Linked DNA regions of Homo sapiens: region 2 is linked to region 1. The links are chromatin loops, found by intact Hi-C in ENCODE. Cell type or tissue: sigmoid colon. All regions are shown on one strand. Links, peaks and the distances in the headings refer to the core of each region. The heading gives the core; the rest is flanking DNA.

Evidence for each region. A loop is a pair of places that touch in the nucleus more often than their neighbours do. Peaks named below come from ENCODE experiments on the same cell type or tissue, not always from the same donor. Only the 100,000 strongest peaks of a DNase experiment are listed, where the experiment ranks them.
Region 2: it touches region 1 in a loop (3-fold over the local background); 3 of 110 quality-filtered maps call a loop at or near these places.

What each region holds. Positions count from the first base shown.
Region 1 is chr18:8,388,153-8,393,621 of GRCh38, reverse strand. All of the region lies in intron 31 of PTPRM (protein tyrosine phosphatase receptor type M), which reads right to left. Among named protein-coding and RNA genes, the nearest start is that of RAB12, 220 kb to the left of the region's middle. In sigmoid colon, for the core only: CTCF peaks have their summits at 3,593 and 3,797 (motif pointing right); a DNase peak (open chromatin) is centred at 3,801.
Region 2 is chr18:7,944,142-7,949,610 of GRCh38, reverse strand. PTPRM (protein tyrosine phosphatase receptor type M) reads right to left here. Exons shown (of 33, transcript NM_001105244.2): 6 at 256-430. Among named protein-coding and RNA genes, the nearest start is that of PTPRM, 380 kb to the right of the region's middle. In sigmoid colon, for the core only: no CTCF peak of the experiment used is centred there; a DNase peak (open chromatin) is centred at 3,520; H3K4me3 peaks cover 1,068 bases; H3K27ac peaks cover 617 bases.

The DNA of each region.
Region 1 (5,469 bases), core at 2,805-5,304:
ATTATGCAAACCAAGAACGTGATGCTGGGACAATACTATTAACTAAACCACAGACTGTAGTCACATCTTACTAGTTCCTCCACGAATGTCCTTTTTCTGGTCCAGGATCCAGTCGTGCATGTAGTTGTCCTGTCTCCTTAGTTTCCTTCAGTCTTTCCTTGTATTTCCTGACCTTGACACTTTTGAAGAGCACTGATCAGTGATTTGTAGAATATAAAGAATGTAGAACACAGAAGTAGAAAGTAGCTGTCGTCCCCAGCCGCAATCTGAGAAGTCATCACAAACTATAACATGTAGACCATCCCTTCATTTGGGTTTGTCTGATGTCTTCTCATGACTGGAAACAAGGCCGTGCATTTCGGTAAGAAAACCAGAGAGGGGATGTTCCCTCCTCCCAGGGGTTCAGGATGTCCATCTGTCTTATTACTGGTGATGTTAACTTGCTCACTTGTTAAGATGGTGTCTGCCAGATTTTCTCACCATAAAGTTATCATCTTTCTCTTTGCAGTCAATAAATATCTGGGAGGAAGATATTTTGGGACTACGCAAATATTTTGTTTCTCGCCCACTGATTTGAGCATCCGTTGGTGGATCTTGTCTGCAACAATTAATTATCACTGTGGTGTTTGCCTAATGGTGATTTCCTGTTTCCCTCTCTTTCAACATTCTACACTAAGAAAGAGCTGTCTCTTCTTCCCTATTATTGTTTATTTATTTTATGATTTGTTTATTTCAGTGTGAGCTTATACATAATAATTTTATTCTATCAGCTAAAATCCAAGGGTACTAATATTGATTTTGTTCACATTGTTCCAGCTTTGGCCAGTGGGAGCTCCGTCAGGCTGGCTCTTTTGTTCTTTTCTGACAAGTCCCCAGCCTGTTTTATTTCTTTACTCTCTGCAACCACATAATGGTCCAGGCTCATCCCGCACTATCCCTGCATCAACTCTGCAGTCACTCTCTCCTCAAGGAGATAAGGGACCTTTTTTTTTTTTGAGATGGAGTCTCACTCTGTCACCCAGGCTGGAGTGCAGTGGCGCGATCTTGGCTCACTGCAAGCTCTGCCTCCTGGGTTCACGCCATTCTCCTGCCTCAGCCTCCCGAGTAGCTGGGACTACAGGCACCTGCCACCATGCCCGGCTAATTTTTTTGTATTTTTTTAGTAGAGATGGGGTTTCACCGTGTTAGCCAGGATAGTCTCAATCTCCTGACCTAGTGATCTGCCCGCCCCGGCCTCCCAAAGTGCTGGGATTACAGGTGTGAGCCACCGCGCCCGGCCATGGGACCTTTTTATTTTTAAACACAGTACACAGTATAACTATCATACCTAAAATAATAACATTACTGTTTTAAAATTATCAAATTTCTAGTCAGTGTTCCAGTTTCCCAGATTGTTTCTTACAGCTGCTTTTTTAAAAAATCCACTCTCAGATTGTTTCTTACAGATGCTTTTTAAAAAATCCACATCTAGGCAAAGTCCACAGATTGGATTTGGTTGGTATGTCTTGCAAATTTATTTTACTCTGTGAGTTCCTCTTTGCTCTCTCTTTTTTCTTGAGAATTTATTTGTTGAGGAAACAAGTTCATCTGTGTCCTGTAGAGAGTCCCACATCCTAGATTTTTCTCATTCATCACATCTCTGTGATATTATTTAATATGCTGCTTTCTAACTCTGTATTTCCTGTAAATCGGTAGGTAGTTCCAGGGCTTGGTAAGAATTCAAGATTGATTTATTTATACAAGGATACTTAAAGTATACTTTCATTAGGAAGCAAGCCAAAAATATCTGGTTGTCCCTTGTTTTATGGTTTTAAGAGAGATCATCGTGTTCGGATATCAGCTTGATCAGCCCATTATGAAATTCTGAATCAGTTTTTTAACTAAAGTATAATATACCTACAATAAAGACCGTAAGTAGACAGCTCAGTCAATTTTTACCAATGCATACACCATGTAACCACCATTCAGATCAAGATACAAACCACGTTCAGTCCCCAAGAGGCTCCCTCACGTTCCTTCCTCAACAATACCATCAGTATCACCAAAGAGAATCCATTCTTAAGCCTAGCATCATCAATTGTTTTTGCCTGTTTTTCAGCTTTGTGTAAATGAACCATACACTATGTCTTCTTCTGAGACTGGCTTATTTCACTCTGTGTTGTCTGTGTGAGAATCACCCACGGTGTTATATTGGTAGTTTATTGTTTTATATTGCTAAGAAGAATTCCACTGAATGAATACCCACTGTACAATTTATCCAACAGCTGATGAATGTTTGGGCTGTTTCCAGTTTTTAAATATTATGAGTAAACCTGTGATAAGCTTATCTTTTGGTAGATGATTCATTTCTGCAGTCATTTCTCTAAGAACAGAAGAGCTCAGCCTCAGACTGCGTATATGTTTAGCTTTGGTAAATGCTGTCAGTTTCCAAATGGTTGTACAGTATTTACTTCCTTCCTACAGTGTATAAGAGTTCCAGTTACTCCACAGCTTCACTAACACTTGGGATTATCATTTATTTGTCTGTCTTTAAAATTTCAGCCATTCTGGTGAGTACACAGTGGCATGTGATCCTGGTTTCAATGTGGATTTGCCTAAAAATGAATAATATTGAGTAACTTTTCTATGCTCATTGGCTATTCGGGACATCTTTATTATTATTATTATTATTATTATTATTATTATTTTCTTTTTGAGACAGAGTCTTGCTCTGTCGCCCAGGCTAGAGTGCAGTGGCACGATCTTGACTCACTGCAAGCTCCGCCTCCCGGGTTCACGTCATTTTCCTGCCTCAGCCTCCCAAGTAGCTGGGACTACAGGCACCTGCCACTGCGCCCGGCTAATTTTTTGTAGTTTCAGTAGAGACGGGGTTTCACCGTGTTAGCCAGGATGGTCTCGATCTCCTGATCTCGTGATCCACCCGCCTCAGCCTCCCAAAGTGCTGGGATTATAGGCGTGAGCCACTGCGCTGGGCTGGGACATCTTTTGTCTTCAGTGAAGTACCTGTCAAGTTTTTTGCCCATTTAATAAATTGAGTTGTCTATCATTTTCCTACTGGCTTGCAGTACAGCAGTTCTTCGACATTGTGGCCGAGTCCTTTGTCAGACACATGTATTATAAAAGTCTCCTCCCACTGCCTTGCTTCTTCACCCTCTTATTGCCATCTTTTGATGAAGAGAAGGGCTCAATTTTAATGAAAGTCCACGTTGTCAATATTTCTTTTAAGGCTATTGTTCTGTGTCCTGTTTAACAAATCTACCCGCGGTCGTGAAGATATTCTCCTATGTTTTCTTCTAGAAGCTTTGTTATTTTACTTTCCCCTTTTGGTCTACCATCTATCTAGAAGGGATTCTGTACATGGAGTGAGGGAGACCAACGTGTCCAGGCAGTCTTCCCCACCCACTGCAGTGCTGCGTTGCAATGGCATCTTTGTTGTAAGTCAGATGACGCTGAGGTACGGATCTGTCCCTGGACTGTCTCTTCTGCTAATTAGAAGATTAGCTGTTTTCTATCCTTGCCTTACCATTACACCGCTTTTCCTATCAGCTTTGCACCTAATACTTTCGGCAGCTGTTGAAGACCACTGTCTAATCTATTATTTTCATCAAGAGTTGCAAAGTGGTGAAATCTTAATTCTATCCATTTAATCTAGCTTTATTAGCTGGGAGACACATATAAAGAAAAACACTCTCTATTTGCCTACCTTGAATATCTGTGGCTCAAGGAACCATTCACTTCAAAGCACCGGCAGGTCTTGTCTCAGCCGGGAACTCTCCACCCACAGCCGTTAGGTGGCGCTACACTATGCTGAATGCCATGCTCTTACCTCCAAGAGGAAGACTGGAGTGGTTTGATTCTTTCCTGGCCAGTACTGGGGGATGCCAATGTAAACTAACTTTGTTTCTTATAGCTAAAAAAAGCCTTAGATTTAGATATATAAATGTAAACAAAAATAAACATTCTCACCAGGCCTAGGTCTCATGCCCACCTTGATGCTAAGAGAGCAAGAGACAGCCCCACATGAACAGAGGCGGGGCTTTAGGGAGGGGGGAGTATTCCAAAGAATAATCAAGGTTCTCTCAGTGGAAAATGGGAAGAGATGCTGCACAGGCAGGAGAGAAGAAACAACGGATGCCTCCCACCGTCCACTGTGAAGAACGGCTGATTGCTTTAGGTTTTACATGGAACAGCAATGTCACTGGTTAGTTCTGTGGTCACAGCTGCCTCTGGGAAGTGTGTTGTTGACAAGGTGCAGTGATTTAAGAAGTCTTTATGTCTTCTTGTTAGGCCTGTCCTGGTGCCTCAACTTCTTCGAGTCACTAGTAACTTAGTCCTGTGGGTTAAAGCACTGACCCTTTTTAGAAAGCTGCTAATCCCGGGGGGAGCGATGCATTATACATCTAGCTCCAGACGCTGGGGGTCTCCAGATGCAGGCAGGGGTAACTGCAACCTATTTTTAGTATTTTAGAAAAATCTGATATATCTAATACAAACGAACTACAATGTTAATATTCTTTGCTGGGATTGTATCATCTCAGCGTGAGCCTCTTGTTCTGATCAGAGGTTGGATCTGGATTGAAGAGAAATAAAAATAGGGATGTGGACTGCTAATGAATTCTTTTTGTCATTTTCTTGATAGAGATTTTTTTTTTCTTTTCTTTGAGATGGAGTCTCGCTCTGTCCCCCAGGCTGGAGTGCAGTGGCGCCATCTCGGCTCACTGCAAGCTCCGCCTCCCGGGTTCACGCCATTCTCCTGCCTCAGTCTCCCGAGTAGCTGGGACTACAGGTGCCCACCACCATGCCTGGCTAATTTTTTGTGTTTTTAGTAGAGACGGGGTTTCAACGTGTTAGCCAGGAGGGTCTTGATCTCCTGACCTCGTGATCCACCTGCCTTGGTCTCCCAAAGTGCTGGGATTACAGGCGTGAGCCACTGCGCCTGGCCAACAGAGATTTTTTAATGCACTGGGTCCATGAGAAGAAAGGGGGGATGACAGCAACTAGAGAAAGGTGAGGTTAATAAACTGCTTTTTAGAGGACAAAAGATTGGAACTTCTGGTTGAAGACAACTGTGGGTAGGTTCTTAAGGCTCCTTCCAAAGGAATATCAGTTTCCTGCAGGATGAGACACTATCGTGTTTTGATCGTTGAGAGGCAGGCAGAGTCCTGGGCTTCCAGGGAGACTTTGCAGGCCCGGGGTAGGAGGTGGCATTGCATCAGACAAGGGCACTGACTGGAGAGTAACCCACGCCCTGAGCCAGGTCTGCAACTTTAACTAGGCTTGATCTACCCGGAGTGAAACTTTATTTTGCCTTCAATTTAAGAGAGATCTCATTGTGTACTTCTAATGATACTTCACTGAAAAGTGACATTCGCTTATCCTTTAAATTTCCCCAAATTCTCTAAACATCTTCCTTATCTGCCGTGACTTTCTAATTGCCTGTTCTATTAAGCCGATTGCAGCTGGTTGATT
Region 2 (5,469 bases), core at 2,008-4,507, 440 kb after region 1:
TTGGCAGAAGACTTTGCCAAGAGCACATTCATTGTTTTTTGTGCAACTAAATCAACATAGATAAAACACATTTTTCAAAAATATTGTTCACGTGCAAAATTTGTACTTAAAATGCAATCCATCAAAATAGCCTGTCATCAAACCACTGCTCAGAAACAGACAAGGGTAAGTTTGAGCTTTAAAGGGATAATGAACTAACAACACCTAACATATCTACTTTAGAAGAATATTCTGGTATAAAAACACATTAAATACCTTTAACTACCAACTCTGCATAGTTTGATATTCCAACACCTCCTTCAGTGCGAATCATGCAGCGGTACTTTCCAGCATCTCGTTTGGTGGTATTCACAACATTAAATGAAGCAATGAAGCGTCGGGAGCTGGTCACCTTGATTTCCTTCAGAGGAGCATCTCGCACATCAATGCCCTGTATCAAGTGGGGTGGGGAGGACAAAAAGAAGCAATATAAGCTGTCAGAGCAAAACAGTCAGACACCCAATGGTATATTATCCATGCTGTTTTCATGCAGACCTTGGTGCAGTTGCTTATTACCCATGGGCAGTTGTACCAGGAGAATAGCTGAGCAGGAAACTAAAATTCTGCCATGATCAACACCTTAAAGACTGAGCGATGCAAAATTAAGTGTGAAGACATTTTTTGTTTTTGCCTCTTCAAAATATTATGTTAATTAGTGCAACAGGGGAGTAAAAATACAGAAAACTTGTTACCTTGTTTTCAAACTATCCACATTTGGTCTTATAGCACTTTCTCTTATTTGTATGCTTGACTAGGAAATAAAAGTAGCTCACCCACTATCCTATTACTGACCTCATTTTATAAATGAAGTAATAAACACTGTATTAAGAATAACATTCAACTATAAGTTAGGTTTTAGAGTACTCCCTATTGAACAGGACTAAAAGAATAGTTCAACCCTTTTGACGTTCTTCCTGGATATACAAAACCAAACAGAATTAGGTGCCTAGTAACTATTAAATGACATTCATACGTAACAAGAGAGGTTCCTCTCTACATCCCATATCCCCAGGACCACATAAACAAAGTTCCACAGCTGGGGCAGTTTGGTCTTTTATTATCCCCATATATGGTCTTTTATTATCCCCATATATTAAGTAACCCTTTTAGTTATGCACACTTGGAAATCCATTCTATGCTTCCAATAGTTTAAAGCCTCAAACCTCGTGGCTTCAAAAGCAGGTTAGAGATTTAAAGTCTCAAAAGCAGGTTAGAGATTTTAGTTCTCTCTCTTGTATGTGCTCTTGCTCTTGTGCTCTCTCTTCTCTCTCTCTTTCTCTCTCTCTCTATATATAATATATATACACACACATATATATAAAGTTTCTCACACCAACAGTCCCCCATAGACAAATACGAATATGGACAAATATCTAGCCCTGAAAGCGGAAACCTGTGTGTGTGTGTGTGTGTGTGTGTGTGTGTGTGTGTGTGTGTGTGTATTTTATAATCAGGAAAGAGGCTATCTTTAACATGTTATTTATAAGTATTAGTAAAAAACAATGGACAAAGACCTCAAGGCTAATACATGATCATTATGCCAAGCGTAATGCCCAAGCACTATGTCCGTTATTCACTCAGCAACCACTCTTGGCATCCCAACCAGGAGCTATCACTATGTCAAGATAGCATGATCACAATGGTACCCAAAAGAAAAGTGGTGGCTGGGCTTATGGGCCTGCAGTTGTTTGGGGTGTATAGGTTTAGAGTGAATACATAATCAGAAACGATGGCCAGGGTGGTTTAGGAAAGATGAGCTGGCTAGCAGAAACCCCATTGCAGACAAACTGCAGATATAGTGGCTGTGGGAGGCTAGTCTGAGGAAGTGACATGTGAGTTGAGATCTGAAGGGTAAACAGAAGCTAACCAGGCAAAGGGGAAGGGTGAGAGGGGAAGAGCATTCTAGTTATAGGAAACGCTACAGGAAGCTCAAGATGGTGAGAAAGAGATGAAGGCTTTGGATGAAGTTAAGGCAGCCAGTGGAGCTAGGGAGGTGGGCAAGCACCTGTGTGCTCAGGGACTTGCAGGCTATATTAAAATGTTTACATTCATAGCTATGAAAATGCTAGCCTACAAAGGAATCAAACTCATCTGTATTACCCAGTGATTTATACTATGCAAAGTCCTTTAAAAGCTTTTATCTGTGATATTTTCATTGGCCGAATCACCTAAGGGACACAAGTTTGGGAGTTAGCCTGACCAGTATGCCAAACCTATAGTGATCATCCAGAGTGGTTAACCTTCATAGAGCCTCACTTCCTAATCTGTAAAGAGGAGATGATACCACCCACTGTCAGGGCTGCTGGGAGAACCCACAGGCATACGCAAGGACACAGCCATAACAATTCCACCATGCAGCCCCGCCCAAGCGCCGGAACACCTGAGTGATGAATTCAAGGAGAAAGGCAGAGCGGCTATCAAAGTACCACCTTTATTACTGATAAACCTGAGACTGAGGAATATGACTTAAGAGTGCAGGAACAATGGGCTTGCTAATCCTGAAGCACAGAATAAACAGACTCACTAACCCAGTCCCAGGCCACCCTAGAAAACCACAAGGCCTCCCATATGTTCAGTGCTGCTGTAAAACTCACAGGATGGAGGGAGAGGGTTCCCATAGGCAGTCAGCTCCCCAAAGAAGGGGCTGGGCTAGGCATGCTCAGCCCTTCCTCCCAGGCAGCTTCAGCTTGGGCAGTGAGAAAGCAGACAGGAGTGCTGCAATAGTACAGTTCCTGCCACTTGGAAGGAAACATCACGAGTGGGGAAGAACAGTTCCATCAACATTATCTTTAGTATTATCTGTAAAACAGTCTTGTTTATACCACACAATGCCGTAAGTCAGAAAATAAAGTCCCACATAAGTCTGTGTGTGTTTTTTTCACTAAATGCCCTAAATTTGTTCTCATAGACAGCATCAAGAAGTTAAAAAATGAAACAAAACCAAATTTAGCATTAATAATACAACAGGAGAAAGGTTCCTCTCTGCTTTCCATAGATATTCAGTCTCTGATTCTCACCCCACCCCAGGAAATAAGCAAATTCTAGCCCTAAGGATAATCTTAGACATACTACTCCCTAGTCTTCTTTCCAAACTGAAAAAGAACCACATCTCTGGTTTTTGAAGGGAAAAGAAATTAAGCCATAAAGGCAGATTGCATATCTGTAAGTATTTGTTTGCTAACAACAACCAAAGAGGCCTTAGGGCTATCTATCCATTTATTTATCTATTTACTTGCGGCATGAATCCTGTAATAATATCCTTTTGTAATAATCTCCTAATATTTTTCCAAACAGAAGCATCTATCAAAAGAATGTTTATTCAAAAACAATTTCAAGTTTGCACTTACTGACCCCTCACAACTATTCAAGGCTATACTGAGGGCACTCAAGTAAAAGAAACCCTCCTTTTTGGATTTATGCATATGCTGAGAGGAGTATGACTCACAGTAGCACTGTCTTCATGCCACAGATGGGCCCTATAAAATAAACAGCCTCGGACTAGGAGCCCTGCGTGACTCTAGTGAGTCATATGAATGCTCAGGAATGAGCCTTTAATAAATTTTTAACTCCTGTACTTAATCACATGAAAAGTCAGCTTCAGCTTCAAGAGAAATAGTACATAGGGAGGAGAAACCAAGCAGCAATCGTTTTAGCTTAGAATCTACACAGGAATAGCAAATCACACATCTTACTCAAATCTGCAGGCCATTTTGTATTAAACCATTCATGTGTGCATGGATTCAGGCATTCGTTCAACCAATATTCAGTGACAGTCTTTTATGGGGCACACACTATATCATATAAGAGAGCATAAAATTAAAAGAACCATCATTTACCTAATTGAGCTTATTGTCTGGCTAGAAAAAAAAACAGACAAGGCAATAATTACAATACAGAGCAATGAACTGCCTCCCATAGCACAGAGGAGAAGACCTGACTGGATGTCTTAGTCTGTTTTCTGTTGCTTATAACAGAATATCTGAAACTAAAATTTATGAAGAAATTTATTTCTTTCAGTAATGGAGGCTAAGAAGCCCAGGTCAAATGGCCTCATCTGGTGAGGGCCTTCTTGCTGGTGGGGACTCTGCATATTCTCTTTTTTTTTTTGAGATGGAGTCTCACTTGGCTGCCCAGGCTGGAGTGCAGTGGCGCCATCTCTGCTCACTGCAAGCTCTGCCTCCCGGGTTCACGCCATTCTCCCTGCCTCTGCCTCCCAAATAGCTGGGACTACACGTGCCCGCCACCATGCCTGGATAATTTTTTTTTTTTTTTTTGTATTTTTAGTAGAGATGGGGTTTCACCGTGTTCACCAGGATGGTCTCAATCTCCTGACCTCATGATCTGCCCGCCTCAGCCTCCCAAAGTGCTGGGATTACAGGCGTGAGCCACCACGCCCGGCCGGGACTCTGCAGATTCCTGAGGCAGCATAGGGCATCACATGGTGAGGGGGCTGAGTGTGCTAGTTCAAGTCTCTCCTCTTCTCATAAAGCCACTGGTCCCTCTCCCATGATAACCCATTAATCCACTAATCCACACATGTATTAATCCATTAATGAGGGCTCTCCTATGATGACCCAATCACCTCTTAAAGGCCCCACCTCTCAATAATGACACTGGAGATTAAATACTGATTTAATACTGGTGATTAATATTTCAACATGAGTTTTGGAGGGGACAAATATTCAAACTATAGTCCTGGAGATGTTGTCAGTGCAAGCTTTCTAGGAAGCACTGCTTAAGCCCAGGCTTCAGGATGCACAGAAGTTTCTTAGGCAGGGAATAAAGAGGAAAAGTCTAGTGAATAAGAGAAGCTCTTCAGAGTCAGGAGCCAAGAGAGAGCACAGAACTATAGGGGAAATATAGGGTAGCTATGGGGGAACTTTAGGAGAACTATAAAAAAACTATAGGGAAAGTATAGGAGAACTCTAGGGGAACTCTAAGGGAAGTATAACTTATCCCATATGGCAAGAACAGAAGTGCTTCTTGGTATGGCAGGTAAAAAGGCTAGAAGGAAAAGCACAATACAGACTGCAACAAGAAGTATGACATGTTAAAGATTTCAGTGTATTCTGATGCTGGGAATGGAAGGACCTTAGGCAAAGAGGTAACACAAACACCTCTGTGTGTACAGTAATGGACTGGAGGAGATACGGTGTGAGTCCAACTGATGTCAAGGGAAACTGGGTAAATTGTTTTCAGAAATCATAGTAACAAATGACACAATGAGAGAAGACAGAAACAAAGGGACGGAACCTAAAGATATCTAGAAAATGAAATCAACACAACATGTACTCTACTGCAGTAACATCTTTCTCCTCTAGCAGTCCATAAGGTCCAGGGTCGTATCTTACTCATTTTGTGTACCCAGGTGCACAATAAATAGAACTCAAGAAATACTGGCTGACTCTAGGAATCACAGCCTCAGTGGAA